Regions from separate parts of the Homo sapiens genome. Here region 1 is linked to region 2. Evidence: chromatin loops called from intact Hi-C (ENCODE). Cell type or tissue: MCF 10A. All regions are shown on one strand. Links, peaks and the distances in the headings refer to the core of each region. The heading gives the core; the rest is flanking DNA. Region 1 overlaps ZC3HC1 (zinc finger C3HC-type containing 1). Region 2 holds the start of LOC105375509 (a long non-coding RNA gene).

Region 1 (16,563 bases), core at 4,562-9,561, 790 kb after region 2:
AGACCCCAGTTTTTCCATCAGTTATACTAATAACATTCTTTATAGTTGAAGTATCCAGTTGAGAATCACACAGTACATTTAGTTGTCATGTTGCTTTATTCTCCTTTAATCTGGAACATTTCCTCAGTTTTTTCTTGAATTTCATGATCTTGATACTTTTGAAGATTACAGAACAGTTATGTTGTAGAGTGTATGTCAATGACATTTGTTTGATGTTTCTTTGTGATTAGATTCAGGTTATGCAGGAGTGTCGTGAAGCAATGCTGCATTCTCATTGCATCCTGTCAGGTGACACGTGATTTCTATTTATCCCTTTATGGTGATGATCACTTTGATCACTTGATTAAGGGAGTATCTGGCATTTCTATTGTAAAATAACTCTTTCCTCCTTTGTAAATAAAAAGTACTTTGTGGGGAAGTTCTTTGAAACTTTGTAAATATCCCAGTCCTTATCAAACTTTATGTAATTGATTTATTTGTAGTAACATGGACTCAATATTTTCTTTGTTATTCAATGGGTTATAATTCATTACTATCATTATATATTTTGATACTCCAGTTGTTCCTTATTTAGTCAGTGACATCCCCCTCAGGTTGGCTTCTGTGGCCTTTTGACATGTCCCATAACCCATGACCTCTTTATTGCTTTCAGGAACAAGTTGTTCTCGGCTTATCTTGTATTTTTCTTGCCCCATCCCTGGAATCAGCCAATTTTACAAGGATCCTTGGCTGTTTTTCAGTGGAGAATGTTATTTAAAAGCTAAGATCTGAACTGGGCATGGTGGCACACCTGTAATCCCAGCACTTTGGGAGGCCCAGGTGGGAGAATTGCCTGAGCCCAGGAGAGACCAGCCTGGGCAACATAGCAAGATCCTGTCTCTATATAAATGCATGAATGAATGCCAAGATCTGGGTGCAGGGAGAACTCATAGCTAGTGGGATGCCACTGTTCTCAGGCCCTCTCAGAGGAAAAAGCTAGAAAATATATATGTTTATGTACACACACACAGACACACACATTCACATGTATACACACATCTAAATTTACATCCATTTCTCTCTATATTTTAAAAAACGATGAGTTCCTGCTGACATCTCCAGTTGCAATTGTACATCACAGGATTCATTCTAGTTTTCTCCTTTTCCCTATTTTTCCCTCCCATATTCAACACTGTGAAACATAATTTGTTATCCTTAATATATTTACTACTTTGATCAATCCCCTATATGTGCTTAATCTCCCATTTCTGCCATGCTGCCATCCTTTCTTGCATGAATCTCTCGTCACCCCATTTAGGTCCTAGCACTCCACACTTGGCTGCCCGCAAGTGAATGCCTGTTACATACCACTTTGGTTCTGACACCCTGGGCTGAGCTGCCTCTTCGCAGCCTCCTGGCTCTGACATCTTCCTTGTTCACCGCCTAATGGCTTTAAGACTGAATTGCTCAGGAAAGGGAAGGTATTTTAACCATCCTTCTACCATTATTTCTTGCATTAAATCTTGATTTTGATAAAATATTTAGATCCATTTCCTTTTTGTTCATTGGCTATAAATTGATCAACATTTTGGATATGATGATTATTTATTTAACCATTACTTTTATTCTAGATAATCATGGCTCCTTTAATATTTGTATCTGAATTTTGTTTTCCAGTCTTCATTCTTCCTTTGCTGATGTTGGAATGTCTTTCAAATTCCTATATCCCTTTATAAAAATGTATAACTTTCCTGCATCTTCTTTCATATTTTATCCTTTTTTTTTTACTGTGCTTTGTGAAATAAGAGCTCTTCAGGTAGAATTTTTCTTTTGAGACAGAATCTTGCTGTGTTGCCCAGGCTGGAGTGCAGTGGTACCATCTCAGCTCACTGCAACCTCCGCCTCCCAAGTTCAAGCGAGTCTCCTGCCTCAGCCTCCCCAATAGCTGGGATTACAGGTACATACTACCACACCCAGCTGATTTTTGTATTTTTAGTAGAAATGGGGTTTCACCATGTTGGCCCAGGCTGGTCTCAAACTCCTGACCTCAAGTGATCCGCCCGTCTCAGCCTCCCAAAGTGCTGGGGCCACCGCACCCGGCCCACATAGATTATTAAAAACTGAAGCTGGGCGAGGTGGCTCATACCTGTAATCCCAGCACCATGGAAGGCCGAGGAGGGCCTCAGGCGTTCAAGGTCAGGCATTCGAGACCAGCCTGGCCAACATGGCAAAACCCCTTCTCTATTAAAATTACAAAAATTAGTGGGGCATGGTGGCGCACGCCTATAATCCCAGCTACTCGGGAGGCTGAGGCAGGAGAATCGGTTGAACCCAGGAGGCAGAGGTTGCAGTGAGCTGAGCTCGTGCCATTGCATTCCAGCCTGGGCAACAGAGCAAGACTCCATCTCAAAAAACAAAACAAAACAAACAAAAAAACTGAGCATTTAATATTAAGGAGTAATAAATGTTTTAGGATACCTTTCCAAATACATACTTACAGATGCTTTTAGCTGTGTAAAACACATTCTCACACATCCCCATTGATACTAGCAATCAAATTTTGGAGGGATAATTTTATTGCCTTTATTCTTTGGAAAGTAAAAATGGATGGGGTACAGTAGGAGAGCATAGGTGAATGGCAGAAAATATTTCTGTGTGTTTAACTTTGACTATCTCTTATTGTTTAGGCATATCCCAGTACTTTCACTGGTGCCTTTAAGTTCCTAGTATTTCAGATTCAGTGAAAATTAATGGATGCTATATTCTACCAGACAACCAATAATAAACTTTTTTTTTTTTTTTTTTTGAGACAGGGTCTCATTCTGTTGCCCAGGCTAGAGGGCAGTGGTGTGATCGTATCTTACTGTGGCCTTGATCTCCTGGGCTCAAGCCATCCTCCTCCCTCAGCCTCTCAATTAGCTGAGACTACAGGCATGCACCACCACATCCCGCTAATTTTTTGATTTTCAATAGAGATGAGGTGTCGCCGTGTTGCCCAGGCTGATCTTCAACTCCTGAGCTCAAGTGATCCTCCCGCTTCAGCCTCCCAATGTGCTGAGATTACAAGCATGTGCCACTGTGCTTGGCCAATAAACATTTTAAACACATAAAATACATAGTGCTTCTTCAAGAATAAGTTAATAACTTTTCCCCTCCACTTATTACTTAAATGACCTTCATCATTCTGTGAAGTATGGGCCTGTGCATTAAAAATAGTTTTTACCACTTTTCTCATTGCCTTTCTCCTTAATGTTTATTCCTATATACATTAAGAATGAGTTGGGCCGGGCACAGTGGCTCACGCCTGTAATTGCAGCACTTTGGGAGGCCGAGGTGGGTGGATCACGAGGTCACAAGTTCAGGACCAACCTGGCCAAGATGATGAAACCCTATCTCTATTAAAAATACAAAAATTAGCTGGGTGCAGTGGCAGATGCCTGTAATCCCAGCTACTCGGGAGGCTGAGGCAGGAGAATCACTTGAACCCGGGAAGTGGAGGTTGCAGAAACCGAGCCGAGACTGTGCCATTGTACTCCAGCCAGGGTGACAGAGCAAGACTCTGTCTTGAAAAAAAAAAAAAAAAAGAATGAGTTAAGATTGTAATTTATGACTTATTCATTTTAATATACTTGCAGTGTTCACCTGTGATTCCAGCACTTTGGGAGGCCAAGGTGGGCAGATCATCTGAGTTCAGGAGTTCAAGACCAGCCTGAGCAACATGGTGAAACCCCATCTCTACCAAAAAATACAAAAATTAGCTGGGTGTGGTGGCGTGCACCTGTGGTCCCAGCAACTTGGGAGGCTGAGGTGGGAGAATTGCTTGAACCTGAGAGGGTGAGGTTGTAGTGAGCTTAGATCGTGCCACTGCACTCCAGCCTGGGAGACAGAGTGAGAACTTTTCTCAAAAACAAAAAAAAAACAGTATGTGTATACACACACACACACACACACACATACACACACATATATATATATATTTGCTGTGTTGTTTTTCTTAACATGGATACTCTTTGAAATGGGCAGGTAAGCCCTTTGAGCTGTCTCCACTCGTCTGTGCAAAATATGGCTGGGTCACAGTGGAATGTGATATGCTCAAGTGCTCTAGCTGTCAAGCTTTTCTCTGTGCCAGTTTACAACCAGCTTTTGACTTTGACAGATGTAAGTATAAGGTACAAATTACATTTTTCTCCACACTCAAATATATACTATCCTGGTTTTCTGGGGGGGGAAAAAAGGTCATTTTAGTTTGATCAAAAAATGCGTACTTCAATCTTTTTTTTTAATCTTTTTTTTTTTTTTTGAGATGGGGTCTTGCTTGTTGCCCAGGCTGAGCAAGATGTAATAGTGCAATTACAACTCACCACAGCCTCAACCTCCTGGGCTCAAGCGATCCTTCCTCAGCCTCCCAAGTAGCTGGGACTACAGGCGCAGTGCCACTACACCTGGCTAATTTTTGTTTTTTTTTTGTAGAGGTGGGGTTTTACCAGGTTGCTCAGGCTAGTCTTGAACTCCTGAGCTCAAGTGATCCGCCCACCTTGGCCTCCTAAAGTGCAGAGATTACAGGGGTAAGCCATAGTGCCTGGCCAGTCTTTTTTTTTTTTTTTTTTTTTTGAGACGGAGTCTCGCTCTGTCCCCCAGGCTGGATGGAGTGCAGTGGTGCGATCTTGGCTCACTGTAAGCTCCGCCTCCTGGGTTCACACCATTCTCCTGCCTCAGCCTCCCAAGTAGCTGGGACTACAGGTGCCTGCTACCACGCCTGGCTAATTTTTTGTATTTTTAGTAGAGACGGGGTTTCACCGTGTTAGCCAGGATGGTCTTGATCTCCTGACCTTGTGATCCACCCGCCTCAGCCTCCCAAAGTGCTGGGATTACAGGCGTGAGCCACCGTGCCCGGCCTTTTTTTTTTTTTTTTTTTTTTTTTTTTTTAAACTAAGCTAGCTACTGCAGCATGGACTTGACTTAATGTAATCTAGGTAACAGCAGCATGTTTACTTTATTATTCCAAAATGTATACTTCTAGACGAAGAGTGACAAAGGACTTTTATGAAGTCTCACACTTTGGAATGCTCTGCTTTATAAGATACATGGGGGCCGGGCGCAGTGGCTCACGTGTGTAATCCCAGCATTTTGGGAGGCTGAAGTGGGTGGATCACATGAGGTTGGGAGTTTGAGACCAGCCTGACTAACATGGTGAAACCCCATTTCTACTAAAAATACAAAACACTACTCAGGTGGCTGAGGCAGGAGCATCGCTTGGGCCTGGGAGATGGAGGTTGCAATGAGCCGAGATTGCACCACTACACTCAAGCCTGGGCGACAGAGCAAGACTCTGTCTCAAAAAAATAAAAAATAAAAATAAGATACATGGTATCTCCTTTGTTGATCTTAGGATCTCAATTTAAAACCTGTTTTGTGAAAAATATTAAGATTATGTACTTGATAATATTTTCACATTTTAAAATTCTCTTATTTTTAGTTAAATCTCTGCTCTTAGAGGCCATTCATTGGATTTTGAATCTATATAGTGTTTTTTAAGGTGTTGCTGTTTATGTGGATTTCAGATAAGCAACGATGTGCTGAGCTGAAGAAAGCCTTGTGTACTGCCCATGAGAAGTTCTGTTTCTGGCCAGACAGCCCATCCCCAGGTACTTATTTTTGAGAATTCCTGTTCACCATTTTTCCTTCATCATTGCATTTCTAATATTGTCTGTTTGTGAAAACCTAGTCTTTGAACTTTCTTTTTCTCCTTTTCTTTTTTTTTTTTGAGATGGAGTTTCACTCTTGTTGCCCAGGCTGGAGTACAGTGGCGCGATCTTGGCTCACTGCAACCTTCGCCTCCCGCGTTCAAGCAATTCTCCTGCCTCAGCCTCCAGAGTTGCTAGGATTACAGGCGTGCGCCACCACGCCCAGCTAATTTTGTATTTTTAGTAGAGATGGGGTTTCACCATGTTGGTCAATCTGGTCTCGAACTCTTGACCTCAGATGATCCGCCCGTCTCGGCCTCCCAAAGTGCTGGGATTGGGATTACAGGGGTGATCCACTGTGCCCGGCCTCTTTTTCTCCTTTTCTATTTGCATTATTTCCAGAAAAACTTATATTCACTTGTGTTATTACTTACCTTCATGAAGTGCATTTGACATGCTTAAGGCTTTAGACATATATATGCATTATCCCATTTAATCCTTACAGGGGCCCTGGGAGGTAGATACTACCAACCCAGTTCTTTTGGTTTTTTTTTTTTTTTTTTTTGAGACAGAGCCTCGCTCTTTCACCCAGGCTGCAGTGAGGTGGCACGATCTCAACTCACTGCAGCCTCCACCTCCGAGGTTCAAGCGATTCTCCTGCCTCAGCCTCCCGAGTAGCTGGGATTACAGGTACACGCTGCCACACCCTGCTAATTTTTAAAATTTTTTGTAGAGATGGGGTTTCACCATGTTGGCTAGGCTGGTCTCAAACTCCTGACCTCAAGTGATCTGCCTGCCTTGGCCTCCCAAACTGCTGGGATTACAGGCATCAGCCACTGTGCCCGGCCATAACCCAGTTCATTTAGGTGAGGAAACTAAGAATCAGAGGTCTTAAAACCAACTAGAGAGAAGCTATAACTAAGTTTAATCTGATTTCAAACCCTCCGCTTTTCCCACCACACCAAGCAATGCCATGTTCTACCTAGGTTTCCTGTAGAGGGAGTACTAACAGCAATAATGGTGGAAGTTAAACAGGGTTCATTTGCTGAAGAAGACTCACAGGACCCCAAGTGAGAGTGATCACAAATCTGCAGTTTATTGCAGTAAAACAGTACACTATCACAGCAGCACTGAAGTAAGGGTGTCATTACAGCCACAGGCTGCCTGTCTGGGAAGGCCAGGTCCAACCTCCTATTTCCTGTCTATATAAGGGCCATGAGAGGACATACTCTCCCTTGAATCAGGAACTACTGATGTGTGCACAGAACACTTTGGAATAAGAGAGCCCAAAGTGTAATCTCAACTGGGTTTTTAAAAATATTTTGTTCTTTGGCCAGGCACAGTTGCTCCCAACCATAATCCTAACACTGGGAGGCCAAGACAGGAGGATTGCTTGAGTTTAGGAGTTTGAGACCAGCCTGAGCAATAAATATAGTAAGACCTCATCTCTATGAAAAATAAAAAATATTTTGTTGATCACATAGGCATATTCCTGCTGAGTAAACAGCTTCAACAGCAGAGCCCTCTGGTGGGGAATCTAAGAGCAAGTATAAAAAAATTCTTTAGACCCATAGTTAAAAAGCAACACTATTCATCTGTATATTTCATGCCTTGACCAGGAATCAGTGCCATGTAGGTATATTTTTTATTTCAGTAGGATGGCAGGCTAATTCCAGGGTCACTGATGGCTAAGAATATTCCATGATTTACCACTAAAAGGAGAAAATAGATTGAAAATAACCAGAGATTCCCCTCTACCTTTGATCAATGAAAGGGTGGTAGAAAAGGGATTATTAAATAAAATTGTTTAAGTGAAGATGATTGTATAATAAGGATTTCCTGCTGTTGAAATAGCTAGGATTTACTAGTTATTTACCTGTATTGTATAACAAAACTTGGTCCTATGAGGATTTGATTCCATCCTTGTCTAGTGCACTCAGTCCAAGTTTGTTTGTTTGTTTGTTTGTTTGTTTTCCTTGAGACGGAGTCTTGCTCTGTCGCCCAGGCTGGAGTGCTGCAATGGCTCAGTCTAGGCTCACTGCAACCTCTGCTTCCTGGGTTCAAGCAATTCTCCTGCCTCAGCCTCCCGAGTAGCTGGGACTACAGGCGCGTGCCACCACACCCAGCTAATTTTTGTATTTTTAGTAGAGACAGGGTTTCACCATGTTGGCCAGGCTGGTCTTGAACTCCTGACGTCAAGTGATCCGCCTGCCTTGGCCTCCAGAATTGCTGGGAGGCCTGTAGGCGTGAGCCCCCGCGCCTGGCCGTCCAAGTTTTTAAGGTCTGCCCAGGGCTCTATTGGTGGTTCCCAACTCTTGTCACCGTACATTTTGCTTTCCTGATCTCATTCATAACTTCAGCTACCACCTCGGAGACCTCTAATTCCTATCCAGACCTCTCTTTTGAGCTTGACTCATATTTTCATCTACCTTCTAAACATTTCCACTTAATATTATAGGTACCTGGAACTCAATGTGTATAAAACTGAACTCTTCATCTTATACCTAAAACTTTCTCCATCTTGGCAAATGGCACTGACGTCCCATCCAGTTGTCCTAGCCAGAAACCTGAAAGTCACTTTAGATGCTCTTCTCTATGGTCACCCACTTTGACCTATCCATTCTACCTCCTACATGGATCTTAGATATAACCTTTCAATTATATGATCCCTTGGTTTGGTTCTTTAACATTCAAAGGACATTTGTGTGGATAAAAGAACACTCAGTTATTTCACTTTATGCTTAAATTTATTAAGCAAAACTAATAATTTTGAAGGTAATTTTTTTCTAACATTTGCCAATAATTATAAGCTAAATTAAATTTCTTTAAACATTTTATTTTATTTTATTTTATTTTTTATTTTGAGATGGAGTCTCACTCTGTCACCCAGGCTAGAGTGCAGTGGCGCGATCTTGGCTCACTGCAACCTCCGCTTCTTGGGTTCAGGCAATTCTCCTGCCTCAGCCTTCCGAGTAGCTGGAATTACAGGTGCCCGCCACCATGCCTGGCTAATTTTTCCCTCCTGAGTTCAAGCGATTCTCCTGCCTCAGCCTCCCAAAGTGTTATTTTTAGTAGTGACGAGGTTTCACCATTTTGGCCAGGCTGTCTTGAACTTCTGTCCTCAGGTGATCCACCTGCCTCTGCCTCCCAAAGTGCTGGGATTACAGGCGTGAGCCACCACTCCCAGCCTTACCTTGACTTTTAAAGCCAACTTTGTTCTTTCTCCAACTTTTCCCTTGGATTGCAAATTCATGCAGAGTCAACAAGTGCACCAAAGAAAATCCCCTGAATTGCGGAAAAAAAAAAAAAAACAGGCATATTACTCTTCAGAAAAATCAAAGCTAGAATGTTTATCTATTAAAATATCTCTCCCACCTAGGCTCAGATCAAATGGCTTCACTGTTGTGGCTCAGAAAGGGGCAGACTCCTTCCTTCCAAATCACCCCATCACAGAACACCCATTGCTAAGTAGCAAGCCAGAGGGTTAGACTGGATGCCCCATAAGAGGAGACTTCAAAGTGTTGAGACCTTCAAGTGTAGCCTGTGGAGGAAAATCTTAATCTGTGGGTGACAAAATAAGTGCTTCAGGACCACTTGCTCCAAATCCACATTCTGCAATACAGTCCAAGAAAAAAGGCAAAGTGGCGAGGCGTGATGGCTCACACCTGTGATTCCAGCAGTCTGGAAGGCCAAGGCGGGAGGACCACAAGGTCAGGAGTTCGAGACCAGCCTAGCCAATGTGGTGAAACCCCATCTCTACTAAAAATACAAAAAAATTAGCCGGGCGTGGTGGCACATGCCTGTAATCCCAGCTACTAGGGGATGTTGAGGCAGGAGAATCGCTTGAACACTGCACCCCAGCCTGGGCGACACAGTGAGACTCCATTAAAAAAAAAAGTGCTGATATATTTGGGGAATGCTGAATAGTTTCACAGGGCTCACTGCAACCTCCGCCTCCCAGGTTCAGGTGCGAAACTACGAGATTTTTTGAAGAAGGAAGCCACTTCACTCGGCTGTTTTTTTTTTTTTTTTTTTGAGACAGTCTCACTCTGTTGCCCAGACTTGAGTGCAGTGGCTTGATCTCAGCTCACCACAAACTCTGCTTCCCAGGCTCAAGCGATTCTTCTGCCTCAGCACCCCCGAGTACCTGGGATTACAGGTGCATGCCGCTACCACCTGGCTAAGTTTTGTATTTTTAGTAGAGACGGGGTTTCACCATATTAGCCAGGCTGGTCTTGAACTGCTGACCTCAAATGATCCACTCTCCTCGGCCTCCCAAAGTGCTATGATTACAAGCGTGAACCACTGTGCCTGGCCTCTAGGCTGAATTTGAAAGACCAGCAACAGTGGGTAAAAGCAAAAGGCCAAAGGATGGTACATTTGGGGAATGCTGTAATAGTTTCACAGGGCTGGCTCACAGTGTCCCTGTGGGGAGAATAGAAGAGAAGACTAAAGTGTAGACAGTGGCCAAACCATGATTTTATTAAATGTATGTGATGAGAAGCTACGAGATTTTTTGAAGGAAGAGATGTTATAGATAACATGAACTAGGGTAGAGTACAAACTGCAAGGGGTAAGTCTTGAGGCAAAGAACTAAACTTAGAAGACATAAAAGGACTTAAAGTAATAACCCCAGCCAGGCATGGAGTCTCATGCCTGTAATCCCAGTGTTTTGCAGGGCCAAGGTGGGAGGATCACTTGCGGCCAGGAGTTTGGGACCAGGCTGGGCACCCTGTCTCTACAAAGAAAAAATTTTTTAAAATTAGCCAGATGTGGTGGCATACCCCTGTCATCCTAAGCTACTCGTGAGGTTGAAGCAGGAGGATCCCTTTAACCCAGGAATTCCAAGTTATAGTGAGCTATAATCATGTCACTGCCTTCCAGCCTGCATGACAGAGCAAGACCCTGTCTCTTTTTTTTTTTTTTTTTTTTTTTTTTTTGAGACGGAGTCTCGCTCTGTCGCCCAGGCTAGAGTGCAGTGGCAGGGTCTCGGCTCACTGCAAGCTCTGCCTCCCGGGTTCACGCCATTCTTCTGCCTCAGCCAACCCAGTAGCTGGGACTACAGGCGCCCGCCACCACACCCGGCTAATTTTTTGTATTTTTAGTAGAGACGGGGTTTCACCGTGTTAGCCAGGATAGTCTCAATCTCCTGACCTCGTGATACGCCCGCCTCGGCCTCCCAAAGTGCTGGGATTACAGGCTTGAGCCAAAATGCCCTGCCGACCCTGTCTCTTAAAAAAAAAAAAAAAGGAAATGAAAGAAAAACAGGATAGAATAATATGCGGCATTAAATTGGGAAAATAAATTATAAACTCAAGGTGTTAAAATAGAAACCTAGCAGTGATGGCTACATGGATGTGCACGTTAAAACTTATCAAACATGTGCAGTTTATGTCAATTAGACCTCAGTAAGGCTGTTTAAAAAAATATCTTTTCCAGTTTTGCTATTAGAAGGGGCCCAAATGTAGTAACAGCAGCACTTCTGCCCACAATTCTTTGCATTGTTAGCAACCAGATTTTGGTCCCTCATTTTAGTCTACTGTGATTAAAAGGATCAGGCTCTTTGGAGAGTTGCTGATTCCATGTCTTGGGGCAAGGACAATAAATCAACTTGGATCCAGAATATCCTGTTGTTGCTAGAAAGCAAGAATGCTTTCAAGAATGCTACAGACAGGCCAGGCGTGGTGGCTCACGCCTGTAATCCCAACACTTTGGGTGACCGAGGCAGGCAGATCACGAGGTCAGGAGTTTGAGACCATCCTGGCTAACACAGTGAAACCCCATCTCTATTGCAAATACAAAAAACAAGCCAGGCATGGTGGCACGTGCCTGTAGTCCCAGCTACTGGGGAGGCTAAGGCAGGAGAATTGCTTGAACCTGGGAGGCAGAGGTTGCAGTGAGCCGGGATCGTGTCACTGCACTCCAGCCTGGGCGACAGAGCAAGACTCCGTCTCAAAAAAAAAAAAAAAAAAAAAAAAAGAATGCTATAGAAATGCTACAGACAATGCTAAAAGAATAGAATAGCCAGCTTAAAGGAGATCCATTACCCCACTTGTGAATATCTGAAACTCAAATAAGAGAATAATCATTACAATTAAACTAAAATGCAGCCAGGGTAGTCCCAGCACTTTCGGAGGCTGAAGTGGGCAGATTGCTTGAGTCCAGGAATTCAAGACCAGCCTGGACAATATAGTAAAACCCCATCTCTACAAAAAATACAAAAAATTAGCTGGGCATGGTTACGCATACCTGTGTTCCCAGCTACTCGGGAAGCTGAGGTGGCAAGATCGCGTAAGCTTGGGAGGTTAAGGCTGTGGCGAGCCATGATTGCACCACTGCACTGCAGCAAAGGAAAAAGATGGTGTCTCTCTCTATTGCCCGGACTGACCTTGAACTCTTGGGCTCAAGTGATACTTCTGCCTCAGTATCCAGAGTAGCTGGGTTTACAAGTGCCACCTGGCTAATAATAATTAATTTTAAAAATTAATTTTAGTAAGCAGGAGAGCACTGATATATTTGTAAGTATTATTTCTTCTATCAGGTAGTCCATCCCTCCCTTCCTCCCTCCCTCCTTCCCCTCCTTCCCATCTTTCCCTTCCTTCCCTTCTTTCTTTTCCTTCCCTTCCTTTCCTTCCCTCCCCTCCCTCCCTTCCCTCCTTCCCTTCCCCCCTTCCCCTCTTACTGTCCCTCCCTCCCTCCCTCCTTCCCTTCCTTCCTTCCTTCCTTCCTTCCTTCCTTCCTTCCTTCCTTCCTTCCATTTCTTCTATCAAGTACACGTTTCTCTCTCCTCTCTCTCTCTCTCCCAGGCTACAGTGCAGTGGCACAATCATAGCTCACTGCAGCTTTGAATTCCTGGGCTTAAGCAATCCTCCTGCCTCAGCCTCCTGAGTAACTATGACTACAGGCGTATGCCACCACATCCAGCTAATTTTTTTTTTTTTGGTAGAGATGGGGTCTCACTATATTGCCCAGGCTGATCTCAAACTCCTGGCTTCAAGTGATCCTCCTACCTCAGCCTCCCAAAATGTTAGGATTACAGTCATGAGCAACTGTACCTGGCCTCAAATTCATGTTTCTTGTCTCAATCTGTGTAGGATGTCTTCAGTGGGGATGGTGGAGGAAGGGCATCTGAAAATCTTCTATGAGAGCAAAAAGAACACTTACAAAAATTATCAAAATCAACTTACTTTTTTTTTTTTTTTAGAGGGAATCTTGTTCTGTTGCCCAGGCTGGAGTGCAATGGCGTGGTCTCGGCTCACTGCAACCTCCACCTCCCAGGTTCAAGCAATTCTCCTGCCTCAGCCTCCCGAGTAGCTAGGATTACAGGCACCCACCACCATGCCTGGCTAATTTTTGTATTTTTAGTAGAGACAGTGTTTCACCATGTTGGCCAGGCTGGTCTTGAACTGCTGACCTCGTGATCCGCCCACCTCGGCCTCCCAAAGTGTTGGGATTACAGGCGTGAGCCACTGTGCCCGGCCTCAAAATCAACTTTCACAGGACGATTGGACAGAGATTTCTTTAAATGCCTGAACAAATAAGTCCCCCAGTCTTGCCAAGGAGCTCTGTGTGTGGTGGGGGGAGCACACCTTCAGTAGTCAAGCAGGCAGTTTGCAGTTCTGTGTTAGCCTTCACTTCCTGCTTGTGCAGAACCTCAGCATCAGCCAGAGATGAGAGAGCTTAGGGCCTTTTCAGGTCTTTGCTGGGCATGTGTATAGCTCTATACCTGCACATGTCCTTCTAGATTCCAGGGAATATGTCAGAGCCTTTCAAGCCTGCCTATGGACATTTCATTTCCCAGCTTTTAAGGTTTTTGGTCAGCTTGTTACTTGCTCCAACTCATACTGCTGCCTCAAAGCAACTGTGATGTTAAACAGTTGCCAATGATCATTTTTGAAAACCTGTCTGGGGAAAAGGGTGTTCTCACTGCGACAGTATAATGTTCTAGGCAACTGCCACACAGATCAAATAATGGTGGTTCTCTGGAATGGGGCTTTGGAGGAGCTCCACCTCTTTTCTGTGCTCTCCGGTGACTGCTAAGCTACTGGTTTTCACCATGATTGTGGGGATGTTGGTTTTCTGTTTTTTTTTTTTTTTTTTGAGATGGAGTTTTGCTCTGTTGCCCAGGCTGGAGTGCAATGGCGCAATCTCAGCTCACCAAACCTCCGCCTCCCGGGTTCAAGCGATTCTGCCTCAGCCTCCCGAGTAGCTGGGATTACAGGCATGCGCCACCATGCCTGGCTAATTTTGTATTTTTAGTAGAGACGGGGTTTCTCCATGCTGGTCAGGCTGGTCTCAAACTCCCGACCTCAGGTGATCCACCCACCTTGGCCTCCCAAAGTGCTAGGATTACAGGTGTGAGCCACCACGCCCCGCTGGGATGTCGGTTTTCAAGGCTACCACAGAGCTGAGCTGGGGAAGGGAAGATGGAAACAAGAGTTAAAACATCACAAAATGGGCTGGGCGCAGTGGCTCACGCCTGTAATCCCAGCACTTTGGGAGGCCGAGGCAGGCGGATCATGAGGTCAGGAGATCGAGACCATCCTGGCTAACACGGTGAAACCCCGTCTCTACTAAAAATATAAAAAATTAGCCAGGCGCAGTGGCGGGCGCCTGTAGTCCCAGCTACTCGGGAGGCTGAGGCAGGAGAATGGTGTGAACCCCAGGAGGCGGATCCTGCAGTGAGCCGAGATCACGCCACTGCACTCCAGCCTGGGCAACAGCGAGATTGTCTCAAAAAAAAAAAAAAAGATTATGAGTGACTTTGTTGAGCAACTAAATGTCAATTTGAGGCTGAGAGAAGACCAGTGACTCGAGTGGCTTCCTACTTTTTAGACGATCAGGCTAGGATGACATGTTCTCTCTTCACTTTTCCTATGAATCCCTTCCAAAACGTGTTTTCATTCTTTATTAAAGCTGATTCAGGGCTGGGCGTGGTGACTTACGCCTGTAATCTCAGCACTTTGGGAGGCCAAGGTGGGTGGATCACCTGAGGCCAAGAGTTAAAGATCAGCCTGGCCAACATGATGAAACCCTGTCTTTATTAAAAATAGAAAAATTAACCAGGTGTGGTGTCAGGCACCTGTAATCCCGGCTACTCAGGAGGCTGAGGCAGGAGAATTGCTTGAACCTGGGAGGCAGAGGTTGCAGTGAGCCGTGATCGCACCATTGCACTGCAGCCTGGGCGACAGAGCAAAAACTCTGTCTCGGAAAAAAAAAAAAAAAAAAAGGCTGATTCAGTGTAGCTTCTACTTCATTCTAGGCCTACTAGACTGACCTCTTTAGGAAGTAGCTTAGCAAGGCCTTTCTGCACTCATCATTTGCCTTTGTACCAGTGTACCAAGTATGCAGTAGATGAATTGGGTAATGCCAGAGATAATTATACTATAGTATATAATCAGTTTCCACACTGCTTAGATTTCAGGCAGATTCCTTCTTTTCCAACTTAGGTATTACCAGTAGAATTCCTAATTGTATACTTTATTTACTCTGGTACCCAGTTAAGCTTCACCTTACAATGCAAGCCTTTTTGTATCTCTTGTGTAGACTTTAGGAACATGCCATTTTTTTCATTCTTAGCTCACAGTAAGTTATAACTTGGTAGTTATAAAATGATGGTTCTTTAAGACTTTTCACCTATTTAAGCATCCATCTCCACTAACTCTGTTCTGTTTTCTCTTTCTTAAGGTAACAATTTCACACATATATAGAAGTACACGGAATAGTATAAATAATGAAACCCCATCACTCAACTTCAACAATGATCAACTCATGGCCGATCTTGTTTCTTCTATATTCCTAACACCTAACACCCTGCCCCTCTGCATTGTTTTGAAGTTCAGTCCCACATATGCCATTTTATCTAAATATTTCAAAATATAAAAAATATGGATTCTACTTTTTAAACATGGTCTCAGTAGTATCATTACAGCCCCATCAAAATGAAAAACAATAATTTCCTGACACCATCAAATAGCTCATCAATTTTACTATATTTCCTCAATCATTCAATATGTGTTTTTTATTTATTTTATTTTATTATTATTTTTTGAGACAGAGTCTCTCTCTGTTGCCCAGGCTGGAGCACAGTGGCACGATCTCAGCCTCATTGCAACCTCTGCCTCCTGGGTTCAAGTGATTCTCCTGTCTTAGCCTCCCGAGTAGCTGGGATTACAGGCACGCGCCACCATGCCTGGCTAATTTTTTGTATTAAAGGAGGCTGAGACAGGGGTTTCTAGGTTGGCTAGGTTGGTCTTGAACTCCTGACCTCAGGTGATCCGCCCGCCTCGGCCTTCCAAAGTGCTGGGATTACAGGTATGAGCCACCATGCCCAGCCGTGTTTTTTATTTTTTACAGTTTACACCAATATAATCTTCCAATTTACTTTTTCCACAGACCGATTTGGGATGTTGCCCCTGGATGAGCCTGCTATTCTTGTTAGTGAATTCCTAGATCGTTTTCAAAGCCTTTGTCACTTGGACCTCCAGCTTCCTTCCCTAAGGCCGGAGGACTTGAAAACTATGGTGAGTTTTTCCTGACTAGGCTGCAATGGCCTCCAGTTGTTGCCAGCATTTATACCTGAAGCATTTCTTTTAATGACAAGAAGATGCAATTGCTGTGAAGAGAACTGCTTGTCTGTCTCTCATCTGACCTTTTCAGTCTCCACCAGGAAGGTGACAGTTGAGAGTTCCATTTGAATGTTTAGGTATGTTTTTTTAAATGGCATAGATTCAATTTAACATATATGTATATAAGCAGTTTATTTGGGCCAAGTTTTAGGGCTGTAACCTGGAAGCATAGATTCAAGTTTGCCCTGAATATATGCTTCCCATAAATTCAGTTTTATCTTGATTTATTACTTAAATTATTATTATTATTATTTTGAGACCGAGTCTCTTTC
Region 2 (16,563 bases), core at 4,928-9,927:
TTGTTACTGTGCAGCTGAATTTTGGCTTCTGGCTTTCTTTAGTCTGAACAAATGTTCTTGTCTAGCCCTGTAGTCACCGATGCTGTCTCTGCAACACAAAGAGTGGTGGTGGGAAAATTTTTAGAATATTAAAACACACACACACACGTGCCTTTTCAAAACCGACTAAACTCCTATAAAGCATCTCTGGTTCTTTCAAAGTTTGTATTGTAAGGAGCAATGTAGACAATGCTATGATACTTTATATTTTTACTTATAATGACAACCACCAGTTCTTTTCACTTAAGTTAGGTTGAGAAATTTTATTTAGTGGCAGCTGAAGGGCAATTTTCAATTGGGAAAATTCATTTACATCTGTGGTCAACTTTCTTTTGATGAAAAGTTGCACTAGTATTTTACCACCAGATAAAAAAAAAGATGAGCATTGTTTAAAAATTAATGTATTTAAAATAAAGTACAGAGAAAAACATGTCTATAATTATCAGGCTTTGTTTTGAATGGAATCTTTTCCCCCAGTCCTTAATGTAAAGACCCTGTGCTATAACTTTTAAAGCCATACAAATAAGAGTGCTAAACTGTGGACTTAAAAGTAGGTGTATAAATATTTTTAATCAATATTACTTAGAAAATAAAATCTAACAAACACATTTTAAAAAATAGAGTAAGAAACTTCACAAGATGATCTCAAGGTAAGAAACATACTATTGGTTTCACATGTCAGCTTTTAAGAGATTTGTTACAGACTGAAAGGGGAGTGAGTGGTTGCAGCAGACACTGTGACCAGCTTTCAAATAATGATCGTGCCTTGAGTCATTTCTGAGAAATGGGTAAACAAATTCTTTCACTTTTACTGCTGGATTATGTTGCTCAAACTCATCTGCTTTGTACCCATTTGAAAGCTCCATCACACATTATTTTGGAAATGGTCATCCTGAGTCAGACTGAGTAATCCCAGTTAATGAGTTTGGTTTCCCTCTCATCTGGTTTTTACTCAATCTTCTGTATTTATCCCATTTTTTTTTCTTTCCTCAGAGATGCCAGACCACATCATCCTAAACACTAACGAGCAAGAAGGAAATTTCCATGTTAGCGGAGGGACCCCACTAAGGTTAGGGTGCCGTACAATGTGTTGTCCAAACCAAGACATGTTAGAGAATGAAAGGGGGACCATTTTAATAATTATGCTGGGGCAGTAAGTATAAACTGAATACCCTAACTAAAGAAATAAACAAAAAACATATGTAAAGGTGGTCAACTTCATTAGTTATCAAAGCAACAACAAAATGAGACCATCATACACCCACCAGATTGGCAAAAATTAAAAAGTACAACAGGCCGGGCGCAGTGGCTCACGCCTGTAATCCCAGCATTTTGGGAGGCCGAGGTGGGCAGATCACGAGGTCAGGAGATTGAGACCATCCTGGCTAACACGGTGAAACCCTGTCTCTACTAAAAATACAAAAAAAAAAAAATTAGCTGGGCGAGTTGGCAGATGCCTGTAGTCCCAGCTACTCGGGAGGTTGAGGCAGGAGAATGGCGTGAACCCGGGAGGTGGAGCTTGCAGTGAGCTGAGATCGCGCCACTACACTCCAGCCTGGGCGACAGAGCAAGACTCCGTCTCAAAACAAAAAAAAAATGTACAACAATACCAAGCACTGGTAAACATATGGAGCAGCTGGAACTCACAGTGTTGGGAGCGCATTTTAAATCATTTTTGAAAACAATGTCACATGATCTAGCAGAGACGAACATGCATGCATCCTACGATTCAGCAACTTCACACCCATGAGACAGGTACTAGGATATTTACAGAAGCATTGTTTCCAAAAGCCTAAAACTGAAAACAACACAAATATACCTTAACATTAACATTGATACATGTATTATTTATCAAAAATAACTGACTGATTACTTGATTGAGTGGGTCTCACTATATTGCCTAGGCTGGTCTTGAACTCCTGGGCTCAAGCAATCCTCCCGCCTCAGTCTCCTGAGTAGCTGGGATTACAGGTGCATGCCTGGCAAAATAGATACATTAAAAAATAGCTACATTCATCTATATAGATAAACCTTATAAACACTGCATTCATTCAAAGAAACAAATTAAAATACTGACACTTATATAAGTCCAAAATAGCTCAAACTGAACAAAAAAATACATGCTTTGGTGGTAAAACTGTAACTAAAAGCATTGCTCTTATTAACCCCAAAGTTAGGATGGTGGTGAGCTCCTTGACAGAGGGAAGGGCACATTAAGGAGAGGCTTCTAAGACCTTGGAATTATTTTATTTATTAACCTGGATGATGGTTACATAGAATTTATCTCTCATGTAGAAAAACATTGTATAAACAGAATAATATAAGAAGTGTGATGGAGGCCCCAGAGCAGTGGTTCACGCCTGTAATCCCAACACTTTGGGAAGCCAAGGTGGGCGGATCACTTGAGCCCAGGAGTTCAAGACCAGCCTGACCACCATGGCAAAACCCTGTCTCTACAGAAAATACAAAAATTAGCTGGGTGTGGTGGCATGCGCCTGTAGTCCCAGCTACCTGGGAGGCTGAGACATGAGAATTGCTTGAACCCAGGAGTTCCAAGCTGCAGTGAGCCGAGATCACGCCACTGCACCCCAGTCTGGGCAACAGAGTGAGACCCTTTCTCAAAAAAAAATTTTTTTTTAAGTGTAAAATCTGTGATAGCCATTAGAGCTGGTTATCTTCTGGGCAGCTATATGATTATTTCTTGTGGCCCTCTGTGGCTGGGTAGGGCCATGTAACTAGTCTGGCCAATAACTTGCGATCAGAGGTGATGTGTGTTAGCTGGGCACGGTGGCTCATGCCTATAATCCCAGCACTTTGGGAGGCCAAGGCAGGTGGATCATTTGAGGCTAAGAGTTGGAGACCAGTCTGGCCAACAAGGCAAAACCCCCTCTCTACTAAAAATACAAAAATTAGCCAGGTGTGGTGGCGGGCACCAATAATCCCAGTTACACAGGAGGCTGAGGCAGGAGAATCGCTTGAGCCCAGGAGGAGGTTGCAGTGAGCCGAGATCGCACCACTGCACTCCAGCCTGGGCGACAGAGACAAAAAAAAAAAAGAAAGAAAAGAAAAGAAATGATGCATGTCATTTCCAAGCCAAGCATTTGGTTGCCTTTGCTGCGCCCTCCAGAGCCTTCTTTTCCCCTGACATGGTGACTGGCATTGTTCCAGATAGCAGCTGTTCCCTCAGCCCACAGTGAGGACAGCATGGATTGGGGTCCTCAGCCAACCTGCAACCTGCAATGTACAGTGAGCAAGAAGTAAACCTTTGTTGTTTTAAGCCACTGCAATCTGTTACCACAGCATTACCCTGCCTTTCCTGATGATAAGGAGAATGTCAGGAAGAGGTGGGTTCAGGGAAGGCAGGCAACATTTAAGATGAGACTTGGTTAAAGAAAAAAGGAGTTAATCACGGGAAGAGTTGAAGAAAGAGTATTTCCGACAGAAGAAACTGCTGAATACTAAGACCCTGCAGTGGGAATGAATTTTGAGGGACAAAAAGAATGCCAGTGAAGAGAGTAGTAAGAAAAGAAGAGAAAAATAAAACATGTGATCAGAGAGGTTGGCAGGGACCACAGCAAGTACACACTGTAGACTGTGGTGAAGAATCTGGAGTTTACTCCTAGGCAGCCACTGGTGGGTTCAGTTCAGAGGATGATGTGATACAGATCACATTTTAAAGGTGGGTAATTCTTGCTTGGAGGATGTGTTGGGGAGGCCAAGCATGGAACCATGGAGCCCACTTAGAAAGCGGGTACTGGTGAGAGATGATGGTGCCTTGAACTTCAGTGGTAGCAGGCAAAAAATAAGTAAAATTTGGGGAATGTGTTTTGCAGGTGCACCTGGCAGAAGGCAATTGAGGGATCACAGGTGACCCTTATGTCTCTCAGTTGAGCTACTATTTGATGAGGCTGTTTACTGAAATGGGGGCAAATGAGAACAGGCTTGCAGAGAGGGAAGGAAGTTAATTTTTGCTGTCTTAGCTTTCAAATCCATTTGACATCCACGTGCATATGTTAGATGAACTACTAGAGAGGCAACCCCATTTCTCAAGGGAATGCCCAGAGCTAAAAATGTCTACATTTGGGAGTCACTAGCATATAAGTGATATTTAAGTCGAGGGACCAGATTAGATCATCTAGAGAGGGAATTTATTTATTTATTTATTTATTTATTTATTTTTCTTGAGAGGGAGTTTCGCTCTGTCACCCAGGCTGGAGTGCAGTGGCGCGATCTTGGCTCACTGCAACCGCTGCCTCCCAGGTTTAAATGATTCTCCTGCCTCAGCCTCCCAAGTAGCTGGGACTACAGGCATGCGCCACCACACCCAGCTAATTTTTGTATTTTTAGTAGAAACGGGGTTTTGCCATGTTGGCCAGGCTGGTCTCAAACTCCTGACCTCAGGTGATCCACCCGCCTCGGCCTCCCAAAGTGCTGGGATTACAGGCATGAGCCACCACACCCGGTCTAGACAGGGAATTTAAATAGAAAAAAAGATGTGGAAATAGGTGAAAAGACAGACAAACGTGTGGTCACTAGAGCCAAAGGAAAAACATATTTTGAGTGCTTTTGAGAGGTCGAGTGAGACGTGAGTATTGACAGTATTTTAACATGGAGGCTATCAGTAGCTTTGACCAGAAAAGCTTTAATGGAGTTAGGGAGGGGAAAGCCAGATTGAGGAAGTTGAAGAGAGAATGGAGGAGAATGAAGAAAAAAGAAAAGAAAAGAAGAGAGAGAGAGAGAAAGAAAGAAAAAAGAAAGAAAGAGAATTTCCATAAGTTTTACTCTGATAGGGAACAAAAAGTGAGATGGAGCCTGGGCGGAGTCCTGTGGGAAGGGCAGATTTTTCTTCTCTTAAGATGGGAGATACTTGGGTGTGTTTATTTGCTGATGCTGTTGAGTAGGCAGGAGTGAACTGAAGACAAAGGAGATTAATAGATTAATTCACAAGGGAAGAAATGGGTCTGATCCAGAGGAGAGATCCTTCAACCAAGGATGGCAAAGGCAGGCAGATGTTGGTCTTACTGATGAAACTACAAAGGATTGCTCTTTAATTGTGGCTATTTTTACTGAGTTATGAACAAAATAAATGGAATAATATTTGATGAATATTAAATAAAAACTGAATAAAGACCTGAAACTGCATATTGAAAGGATGCCCATGAAGCAAATAATGGAAGGCCCTATATGTTTCTTGGTTAATATTAAATTTTAAGAGCAAAGAATAAATTCTATCAGCATGTAAACAGAAAATAAAGTTTACAAACAAAGGAAAAAGTCAGGCTGCATTTTGGTCCAGCCATGATGGAATAGTTTATATCAAGATTATAAATGTCCTACAGAAAACAACTGTAAAAGATATACCATATACATTAAAAAACTGTTTTAAATTTTTGGAGAGCATGTAACTAAGACAGGATTTGAGGAACTGTGATACCTGAGACCAGTGAGGCCAACCTCATGTTTACTGCCTTTTTCCTTGAAGGCACTTGCTATTTCACAGCAAAGCAACGGAACAGGGGTCCAACAGAAACAGCAGATGGAATTTAGGAAATATCTGTTTCATAATTCAAAAATGATACAATTGTATAAGCAGAAAATTAAAAAGAATCAACAGATGGACGATTAGAAATAATGAATTAGCAAGGACATGGGACACAAGACTTATAATAAAAAGTCAATATTTTTTACAGTGAGGCTCAAAGGACTTTGTTGAAGGCTATACTCTAAAATACTAAGGCATTAAATGCATATTTTAAATTTGCCCTTTAAGTTTTGGGGTGGTTGAGAAATTCAGTAAAAAATATTTCCAAATAACATGCAGAAGTTGTTTTTAAGCTTAAAAGCTCATATTTTAGCTACACCCACACAGATGATGTAGAAAACAGCTGAATTTCGGTGTATCTGAATGGTCCAGATTATGTTCCTTCTGAAAGAGACAGTTTTACGTACGATCATTTTTCATATGAAGCATATAAAAAGACACCCAGAAACTACCACGTATTTACCACATAGACAATGTCCATCTTTATCTGTAATTCAAAACCATGTAATTCCTTTTATGCAACAGACTGCAGTGTGTGAGAAGTATGTCAAGAGAAGAGTAAAAAAACAACCAGGAGCTGGGCGCAGTGGCTCATGCCTGTAATCTCAGCACTTTGGGAGGCCAAGGCGGGCGGATCACGAGGTCAGGAGATCGAGACCACCCTGGTTAACACGGTGAAACCCCGTCTCTACTAAAAATACAAAAAATGAGCTGGGCGTGGTGGCGGGCACCTGTAGTCCCAGCTACTCAGGAGGCTGAGGCAGGAGAATGGCGTAAACCTGGGAGGCGGAGCTTGCAGTGAGCCGAGATCGCGCCACTGCACTCCAGCCTGGGCGACAAAGCGAGACTCTGTCTCAACAACAACAAAAAAACAACCAGGAGTACATTCATTAAAAAAAAACTCAGCTGAGTGCGGTGGCTCAGGCCTGTAATCCCAGCACTTTGGGAGGATGAGGCAGCCAGATCACCTGTGGTCAGGAGTTTGAGACCAGCCTGACCAAAATGGTGAAATCCCCTCTCTACTAAAAATACAAAAATTAGCCAGGCGTGGTAGCACACGCCTATAGTCCCAGCTACTCGGGAGGCTGAGGAAGGAGAATCGCTTGAATCCAGGAAGCGGAGATTGCAGTCCGTCGAGATTGTGCCACTGTACTCCAGCCTGGGTGACAGAGCGAGACTCTGTCTCAAAATAAATTAATTAACTAAATAAAAGAAATTTAAAAAATTTTAAGTCAATGCTATTTTTATACACTAACAACAACAAAAAAATTAGACCACGGAATTTGTAAAAACCAGGTTGGCCTTACATTCTGTCACAATATGTGATGTCAGAAAATAAGAGAACATTGCCTAACAAGTTTTTTTCCTTTAAAATTATGCTATTTATTTGACATGATATATAAACTCAAAGCATTTTATCAAGTTACTTCCTGCTCCCCCATAAATAGAATAACTCTGGTTAATTTGGTCAGCCCAAATACAGTTTAACAAGTTTTGAGGGGAAATGTTTGTCATCTGTGTAAGGTTGTGCTGGTTTTCATGGTGAAATTGTGGTGTTCCTTCATTGTGGCTATTTTCCAGTAAAAATTATGATGTTGTATTTCAGCTACCTGTAAGAAGAATCAAGATAAAGAATTCATGAATGATAAAAACACTTTGAAAAGACTGGTGGTAAGTATCAAATGATTCAAAAACAAGTAATTTTAAGATACCTTTAAGTGTACTTACAAAACATACCTTTTGGGCATGTGTACAAAATATAATTTTTAGAGTAACAAATGTACAAAAATAACAGGTAGGGCATAACAAAGTCGGAGGGTAGAAGATAATTTTATCAAATATAATTCTGTGTTTCATTCATTAGGCATTAATTACTGACAAGTTTATTTTTAGCTTTTTATTGAAATATAATACGCACATATAAAGTGTAGAGCTCATTGAATTTTCACAAAATGAATACGCGTACTTGAAAAAACCGCAGAGATCAAGAAACAAAAAACATGATTCACATCTGAGGAAGATAAATATATTTTTGAAAATTAAAAGTTCCACTAGAACAAAATTAAAAAAAAAAATACCCCACCAAAACTGTAACATTAATGAAACTGCAATTCTCTTAAGTCAACAGCAGAGGGTGCCCTTGAACTGTGAAATATAGTCTGCCAACTAAAATCTTTACCCTTGCCAGATATTGCTGGTCCAGGAAAAAGATGGGACATTTCCAGATGAATGGGAAAGGGTAGACAACATCCAAATGAAGTCTCTGTATAAAGGGAATGTAAAATAAAAATCAAACACCTCAACTAATAAAAATTCCCTTTCACAAAATGAAGAAGAAACTGATGGACGCTACCAACCTGAATGTAACATTTTTTACCATTTGCAGATCTGAAAGAAACACCTAGAATGATACATTAAAAAACCCAGAACAGGAACAGACAAAACAAAACAAAAAAAAAACAGCAAACAAAACCCCAGGAAGAAATAAAATGAGAGTCTTGCAGTAATAGTGGAAGAGCTGCTTTGGGCCAATTCTCTTGCAAATAATGACCATCATTCCATTCCAAATATAAAAACGAACTACTTGATGGCCCTGGAGAACAACCAAAAGGAAGCAGAAAGGGAGAGAGGATTGGCACTTGGCAGAAGATAAGAATAGCACTGTGTAAACTTTCCATGTTAATGGCTTTTAGCCTGAGCGCAGGCAGCCCACAGTTCTCCTCAGAGAGTTTACTAAATCTTGGGTAGAAACCCACAGCCTTAGAAGCTTAAGGAATCAAAAGACAGGGTTTGAGGCAACCATGATGGATATAAAGATGGAGGCAGTTACGTGTTGAATGGTGTCCCCCCAACATTCATATGCTGAAGTCCCAACCTGCAGCACCTCAGGATGTGACCTTACTTGGAAATAAGGTCATGCAGATATAGTTAGTTGAGACGAGACCATACTGGGCTAGAGTGGTCCCTAATCCAATATGACTAATGTCCTTTGGGGAAACCTGGACACAGACATGCACACAGTGAGAATGACATGTGAAGACTGGAAGGTGACTGCAAGAACACATGTTCAAATGTTTCTAAACATCAAAACAAAATGTTTAAAGAGCAACGAAAACAGACTAAAGAGACATATTAAGTAAAACAAAACAAAGTAAATATAACATTAAAATAGCTATTGAACCAAACCTGTCACTCATTTCAATACATGTAAATAGAAACCCATGTATTACAAGGAAAAGACCTGCAGGTTGACCCACAAAGCAAAACCCAACTCTATGCTGCATTTAGGAGATATACCTAAACCAAAGTGATTCAGAATGGCTGGTAAAAGTCAAGAGATGTAAAAGTATAGGGCAGACAAACAAAATAGTAAGAAAACAGAGACTGTGCTAATGATACCAGAAAATGTTGAATTTGGACAAAAAGTGAGACAACAAAATATTTGATAATACCAAGAGCCACAATTCACAAAGATCACATATCAGTTATGAATATATATGACACAAATAACACAGCACCTACCTTTATATATCAGAAAGTTAAAGATATATAGGGAGAAATATACAAAACTACACTAAAATTAGGAGACCTACATTTCAGTCCAACATAAGACACAGGTCAAGTGGACAAAAAATAAGGTGCTTTTGCTTTTCTGCCTTAGGGGCTTCTGAAATCCACTGAAACTTGCTATTATGGATTGAATGTCTGTGTCCCCGCAATATTCATATGTTGAAGCCCTAACCCCCAGCGCGATGGTATTTACAGATGGAATCTTTCAGAAGTAATTAGGTTTAGATGAGGTCACAAGGGTGGAACTTTCATGATAGAATTAGCGCTCTTACAAGAAGAGACACTAAAGAGCTTGCTTGCTCTCTCTTTGGAGTGTGAGGACACATTAGCTCTCAGCAGGCAAAAGAAAGAGTCAACAATTTTGTAGTTATATTTATAAAGATTATGTAGACTGAAGAACAGAGAGAAAAAAAATGAAGAAAAATAAACAGAGCCTCGTGGAAATGTGAGACATCATTAATCACATCAACATATGCATGAGAAGGAGAGGAGAGAGAGAAAGGAGGAGAAATAATGGCTGAAAACTTCCCAAGTTTGGTGAAAAACATTAATCAATACATCCAAGAAGCTCAGTAAACTTTAAGTAAAATAAACACAAATGTTGGAGACCTAGATTGACAGCAACAAGATGGAGGGATAGGGGTTTCCAGTACTTGTTCCCTCACAGAAACATCAATTTGTAATAACTATCCATGCATAAAAATAACTTCACAACAGCTAGGAATTCAGATGAAGGATTAGAGTACCTGCGTGGAGCACAGATCTAAGAAAAGATACACTGAACAGGGCAGGACAGTGTTACATTACCCATGACAGCCTTCCCCAAGCACAGGCAGTGCAGTCTAGAAAGAGATACCCTTGATGTGGAGGAAAAACAGGGAAATGAGCACCCATATTTGCTGCAGACCCTAGCACCAGGACCATCCCAGTGAGCACTGGTGGCAGACCAGTCCCTATGGTCCCAGCTCCAGGCCTACCCTCGTGATAGGCTGGAGCCCATGACCCTGCACTGCAGGTGAGCACTTTCCCTAGCGCCAGACCAACCCCCATGACCCCACACTCCAGATCAGACTCACTGGACCCAGGCTTCAACCCCACTCTCTACTTGCTGACACCCACAGTCTCAGGCTCAAAGCCTACCTCAATGCCAGGCTGGGCCCCAGTGGAACCAGGTCTCAAGCCAGCCCCCACACAGGCAACAGGCCTGCCCTTGCAGACCCAGGATCCAGGCCTGTACACATAGACCCTGGCTCCAGACCTCCTCCTGCAAACTCAGGCACCAGGCCTGCCCATGCAGATCTAATACGTAGGTGTGCCTCAGTGGACTGAGGTACCAGGCTCACCCACCCACTGGTCCAGGCATCATGAAAGCTCTACTAAGGGCTCCAGCAGCAAGCCCACCCACAGACCCCGCTATAAGATCTGCCCAGAATCTCTTGGTGGGCTGAATGTTAAAGTGCTTTACCTGCTGAAGCCAGTCTGTAAAGACTCAAAGAGATGCCTACTTCTTCAAATGTGCAAACACTAACTCAGGCCACAAGAATCACAAATAATCAGGGGCACATGACACCACCAAAGGGACAAAATTAAGCACTAGTAATGACCCTAAAGAAATGGAGATCTACAATCAGAATAATTGGGGTATCCAATGGAGGCTGGGAAGGGTAGTGGGAAAGAGGGGGATAAGCAGGGAATGGTTTATAAATCATTTTATGGGCATAAAAACACAGTTAAATAGAATGAATAAGATCTAATGTTTGGTAGCACAGTAGAGTGACAATAGTTAACAATAATTTATTGTATGTTTCAAAGTAACTAAAAGAGTAGAATTGGAATGTTCCTTAAACAAAGAAATGATAAATGCTTGAGGTGATGGATACCCCAATTATTCTGACTTAATCATTCTACATTGTATGCTTATATCAAAATATCACATATACCCCATAAATATGTACAACTAGTATGTATATATAATAATTTAAGATAAGAAGACTTTAAATAAATAATGACAGAAAACTCCCAAATCTGGAGAGGTATATGAACATCAAGATCCATGAAGCTCAAAGAACCTCAAATAGATGAAATATAAAGAGATCTTCACCAAGACAAATTATAGTCAAATTGTCAAGTGAAAAACAAAACTTGGAAAGCAACAGAAAAGCAACTCATCACATACAAAGGAGCCACCATAAGATTAACAGCAGACTTCTCAACAGAAGCCTTGCAGGCCGAGAGAGTGGGATAATATATTCAAAGTGCTAAAGGGAGGAAAAGCCCCTTCAACCAAAAAGACTATACCCAGCAAAGCTGTCCTTTACAAATGAAGGAGAGATTAAGACTTTGCCAGACAAACAAAAGCTGGGGTTGTTCATCAACCTAGACCTGCAGTATAAGAAATACTAAATGTAGCTCTTCAAGTTGAGATGAAAGGATGCTAAAATAATGACGTGAGAACATATGAAAGTATAAAACTCACTGTAAAAGTAAGAATATAGTCAAATTCAGAATATTCTAATACTGTAATGGTGGTATGTAAGTCACTTTTAACTCTAGTATATACATTTAGAAACAAAAGTATTACAAATAACTATAGTTTCAATAATATATTAATGAATACATAATGAAACACAATATATAAAAGATGTAAACTGCGACATCAGTAACAAAATGGGGGGAAGGAAATTTTAAAGTGTAGAGTTCTTGAATGTGGTTGAACTGAAGTCATTATCAGATTAAAATACACTGATAAAACTATAAAATATCTTATATAAGCCTCAAAGGAACCACAGAGAAAATACCTGTAGCAGATACACAAAAGACAAAGAGAAAGTAATTAAATCACATCTCATGCCACTACAAAAAATTATCAAATGATAAAGGAAGATAGTAAGAAAGAAAGGAATGAAGGAACTACAAAATAGCAAATAATTAATAAAACAGCAATAGTAAGTCCTTATCTATCAGTGATTACTTTAAATATAAATGGACTCCAATCAAAAATATAATGGCTTCCTAGATTTAAAAACAAAAAGCAAAAGCGACCCAACAATATGCTGCCTACAAGAGACTCACTTTAGCTTTAAGGACACATACAGATTGAAAGTAAAGGAATGGAAAAACATATTCCATGCAAAGTGGTAACCAAATAAGAGCAGCAGTGGTGGTTATACCTATATCAGACAAGATAGATTTTAAGTCAAAAATTGTCACGCGAGACAAAGAAAGTCACTACATAATGATAAACAGAAACATTCGTCAAAAGGATGTAATAATTATAAATATATTTGCACCCAACGTTGGAACACCTAAATATATAAAACAAATATAAACAGAATTATAGGGAGAAATAGATAGCAATATAATAATAGTAGGGTACTTCAATATCCCACATTCAACAATGGATAGATCGTCCAGACAAAAAACCAATAATGAAACAGTATACTTGAATAACAAGTATAAACCAAATGGGCATGATAGACATATACAGAATATCTATTCAACAGCAGCAGAATACACATTCTTTTCAAGCTCACAAGGAACATACTCCAGGATAGATCATATCGTAGGCCACAAAACAAGTCTTCACAAATTTAGGAAGACTGAAATCATAGCAAGCATCTTTTCCAACCACAATGATGTGAAGCTAGAAACCAATAATACAAGAAAAATGAAATTCTACAAATACGTGGAAATTAAATAACACACTCCTAAACAATGGGTCAAATAATAAATCAAAAAGGAAATTTTTTAAATCTTGAAACAAATTAAAATGAAAATACAACATACTAAAATGTAGGGGATGTAACAAAAGCAGTTTTAGTAAGAGAGTTTATAGTGATAGCACCTACATGAATAAAAAACATGTCAAATAAACAACCTAACTTTACAGTGCAAAGAACTAGAAAAAGAAGAGCAAACTAAGCCCACAGTTAGCAGAATGAAAGAAATAATAAAAATCAAAGGAGAAATAAATGAAATAGACACTAGAAAAATGACAAAAAATATCAAAGAAATAGTTTAAAAAATATAAAAAAATTGATAAACTTTAGCTAAATTAACCAAAAAAAAGAAAAATTCAAAGTTATAAATAGAAGACATTACAATTGATACCACAGAAAAACAAAGGATCATAAGAGACAACTATAAACAGTTAAATGTCAACAAATTGGACAACCTAGAAAAAAATAAACTACTATGAATATATAACCTATCAACCATGAATCATGAAGAGAAAATCTGAAAAGACAAATAATAAATAAAGATACTGAATAACTAATGAAATGTCTCACATCAAAAAAAAAAAAAAAAAAAAAAAAAGCCCAGGACCTGATGGCTTCATGACTGAATTCTTCCAAACATTTAAAGAAAAATTAACCAGTCCTTTCAAAACTCTTCTTAAAAATGGAAACAAGGCCAGTATTACCCTGATACCAAAGCCATATAAGGACACTAACAGAAAAGAAAACTGCAGGCCAATATCCCTGATGAACATAAATGCAAAACTCCTCAACAAAATAATAGCAAGTTGAATCCAACAGCACATTAAAAAGATTATATGCCATGATCAAGTGGGTTTTATCCCTGGAATGCAAGGATGGTTCAACATAGGCAAATCAATAAATGTGATATACCACATTAACAGAATGAAAGGCAAAGATCATATGATCATCTCAATAGATGCAGAAAAAAAGCCATTGACAAAATTCAATATCCTGTAATAATAAAAATTCTCAACAAATTAGGTATAGAAGGAATATACCTCAACACAATAAAGGCCACATAAGACAAGCCCATTGCTAATATCATACTCACTGGTGAAAACTTCTCTAAAATAAAAAATAAGACAAGGATGCTCATTCTTGCCACTTCTATTAAGTACTGGAAGTCCTAGCCAGAGCAATCAGGCAAGAAAAAGAAAAGGCATCCAAATTGAAAAGGAAGAATTAAAATTGTCTCTTTGCAGATAACATGATGTTATATGTAGAAAACCCTAAAAACTCCACCAAAAAAACAGAATGAATGAATTTAGCAAAGCTGTAGGATACAAATTAAATATACAAAAATAAGTATCATTTCTGTAGAGAAACAAACTATCCAAAAAAGAAATTCAGAAAAGAATCCCATTTACAATAGATCAAAATAAAATACTTAGGAATGAATTTAACCAAGGATGTGAAAGACCTGTACATTAAACACTATAAACATTGATGTAAACCATTGAGTAAAACATTGATGAAAGAAATTTGTGAAGACACAAATAAATGAAAAGATATTCATGAATTGGAAGAAATGATAATGTTAAAATGTCTATACTATTCAAAACAATCTACAGATTCAATGCTTTCAAAGTTTTATAGCATTTTTTATAGAAACAGAAAAAAAATCCTAGTATTTGCATGAAACCACAAAACACCCTGAACAGTCAAAGCAATCTTGAGCAAGGACAAAACTGGAGGTATCCATCCTCCATCTAAAACTGGAGGTAATCATTTCACAATAAGTTTTTATATGTACAACCATCAAATTGTATACTACAAACACATATAATTTTTATTTGTCAATTATGCTGTAGGGGAAAATAAGAGGTAAGAGTAAATTAATCCTTTACTTTCCCCCACAGCAGAATTTAAAATAAAAGATAATTAATTTATGTATTTATTGAAAAAAACCACAAATACTGAGATCTGAAGATAAAGAGAACCATCTGAAAGTGACAAGAAAAAAATAATTACTTACCAAAGAACCCCAATAAGATTAATACCTGACTAATCGGAAACAATGGAGGCAGTAGATGGCATATAACATGAGTTAAAAGAAGAAAATCGGATTGAAGGATGAGACAGATCATCCAACAATAATGTATGGAAACCTCAGTGCCCCACTTTCAATAATGGATAGGACAACTAGGCAGAAAATTTTTTACAAAAGGAGAAGATGACTTCAACAGCAATACAAACCATCTAGACCTAGTAGACATTTACAGAACATCCCACCTAATAAAAATATAATAAAATGTGGAAACTACTGCTTCCAGAGTAACAAGAAAAAAAAAAACAGATAAAACAAAAAAACTCTCACACTTATCCCCAAAGCCATCGAGAAGTAGATACAAATAGGCATAATAAACTAAACAGCAGAGTATAGCAAGCCCTTTACATATGAGTAAAGAGTTGTGGACATTTTTATATATAGAGGCCAATGTCTACTCTGGGCATAGGTGAGTAGAGAAGTGGCCTAGCTATAGATAGAGAAATTTTTCAAAGAACAAAAAAAAAAATCCATTGAATACTTAATAATAGCATGGGCTGGCAAGACGAATTGGAATTTGGAAGAGCTCTAATGCAAACATAAATTATTTAGTCCAACAATTCCCTCTCCACTCTAAGAATTTGCTGCAAAAGTGACAAAGGGGTATCCTGAAGTATCAGTGGGCATGAGGCTAGAAACTAGAGAAAGTTTGTGCAGTCTTGAGTGTTCTGATTCTAAAGCCTAATTGTAGTTGAATCCAAAAGTCATCCAAACCAACTCATGTGGCAACTAATCTCCTTCCAGTTAAATTCTGACAGTATCAAAGGGATGAACCACTTAGTGGCAACAATGCAGGAAGCTGGGGTTAATACTGTAGCCCAATTCCAGTCTTCACATCTTAGTTGGCACTGGACAAACAACCCATTATCCCATAAACCTGAATGGAAGGAAGGATTTGAAAGTTCTGTGAAAACAAAACACAAAATATTATACAGCAGTATCCACTATCATTTATACACAATTTTTGCCTTACGGTAAAATATTGAGACATGGGAAGATGCAAAAAAAATCTGATACATAAGAGAAAGAAATCATCAATAGGAGACCCACAAGATGACCTAGACAGAGGAATTAGCAGACTTATGACTTTAAAACAACTACTATAAATATAGTTAGGAATTTACAAGGAAAGAAAGAAGGAATAGGTGAAGACATGGGAAATACAATATATGAAATGAAAAATTCATTGTGTACCCTTAACATCATATTGGGCACCACAGAAAAAAAGATCAGTGAAATTTGAACACAGGTCATAAAATTTTTGCAAACTGAACCACAAAAAGAAAAAGCATCTGTTTTGTCATGTCTGGCTGAGGCAAAGGTGGAAAAGGACTGGGTAAGGAAGGAACTAAGTGTCACTGCAAGGTCCTACGTATGACAGCCTGCAAGGCATCTATCTGCAAGCCTCCTATCTGGCATCTTGCTTGGTGTGATGGTGTCAAGAGCATTTCTGGCCTCATCTATGAGGAGATCCAGGAGGTTTTGAAGGTGTTTCTGGAGAATGTGATCCAGGATGATGTCACACCAAGCATGCCAAGTGCAAGATGTAACAGCCATGGGCGTAGTCTATGTGTTTAAGTGGCAGGGGTGCACCCTTTATGGCT

The links. Peaks named below come from ENCODE experiments on the same cell type or tissue, not always from the same donor. Only the 100,000 strongest peaks of a DNase experiment are listed, where the experiment ranks them.
Region 1: it touches region 2 in a loop (12-fold over the local background); 2 of 110 quality-filtered maps call a loop at or near these places.

The regions. Positions count from the first base shown.
Region 1 is chr7:130,028,525-130,045,087 of GRCh38, reverse strand. It overlaps ZC3HC1 (zinc finger C3HC-type containing 1), which reads left to right. Exons shown (of 10, transcript NM_016478.5): 3 at 3,987-4,137; 4 at 5,541-5,624; 5 at 16,059-16,186. Among named protein-coding and RNA genes, the nearest start is that of ZC3HC1, 15 kb to the left of the region's middle. In MCF 10A, for the core only: a CTCF peak has its summit at 7,181 (motif pointing left); no DNase peak of the experiment used is centred there.
Region 2 is chr7:130,823,210-130,839,772 of GRCh38, reverse strand. The region is part of intron 3 of LOC105375508 (a long non-coding RNA gene); the gene reads right to left. It overlaps LOC105375509 (a long non-coding RNA gene), which reads left to right and starts at 7,035. Exons shown (of 3, transcript XR_007060528.1): 1 at 7,035-7,105; 2 at 7,188-7,252. It also overlaps the pseudogene H4P1. In MCF 10A, for the core only: a CTCF peak has its summit at 7,727 (motif pointing right); a DNase peak (open chromatin) is centred at 7,732.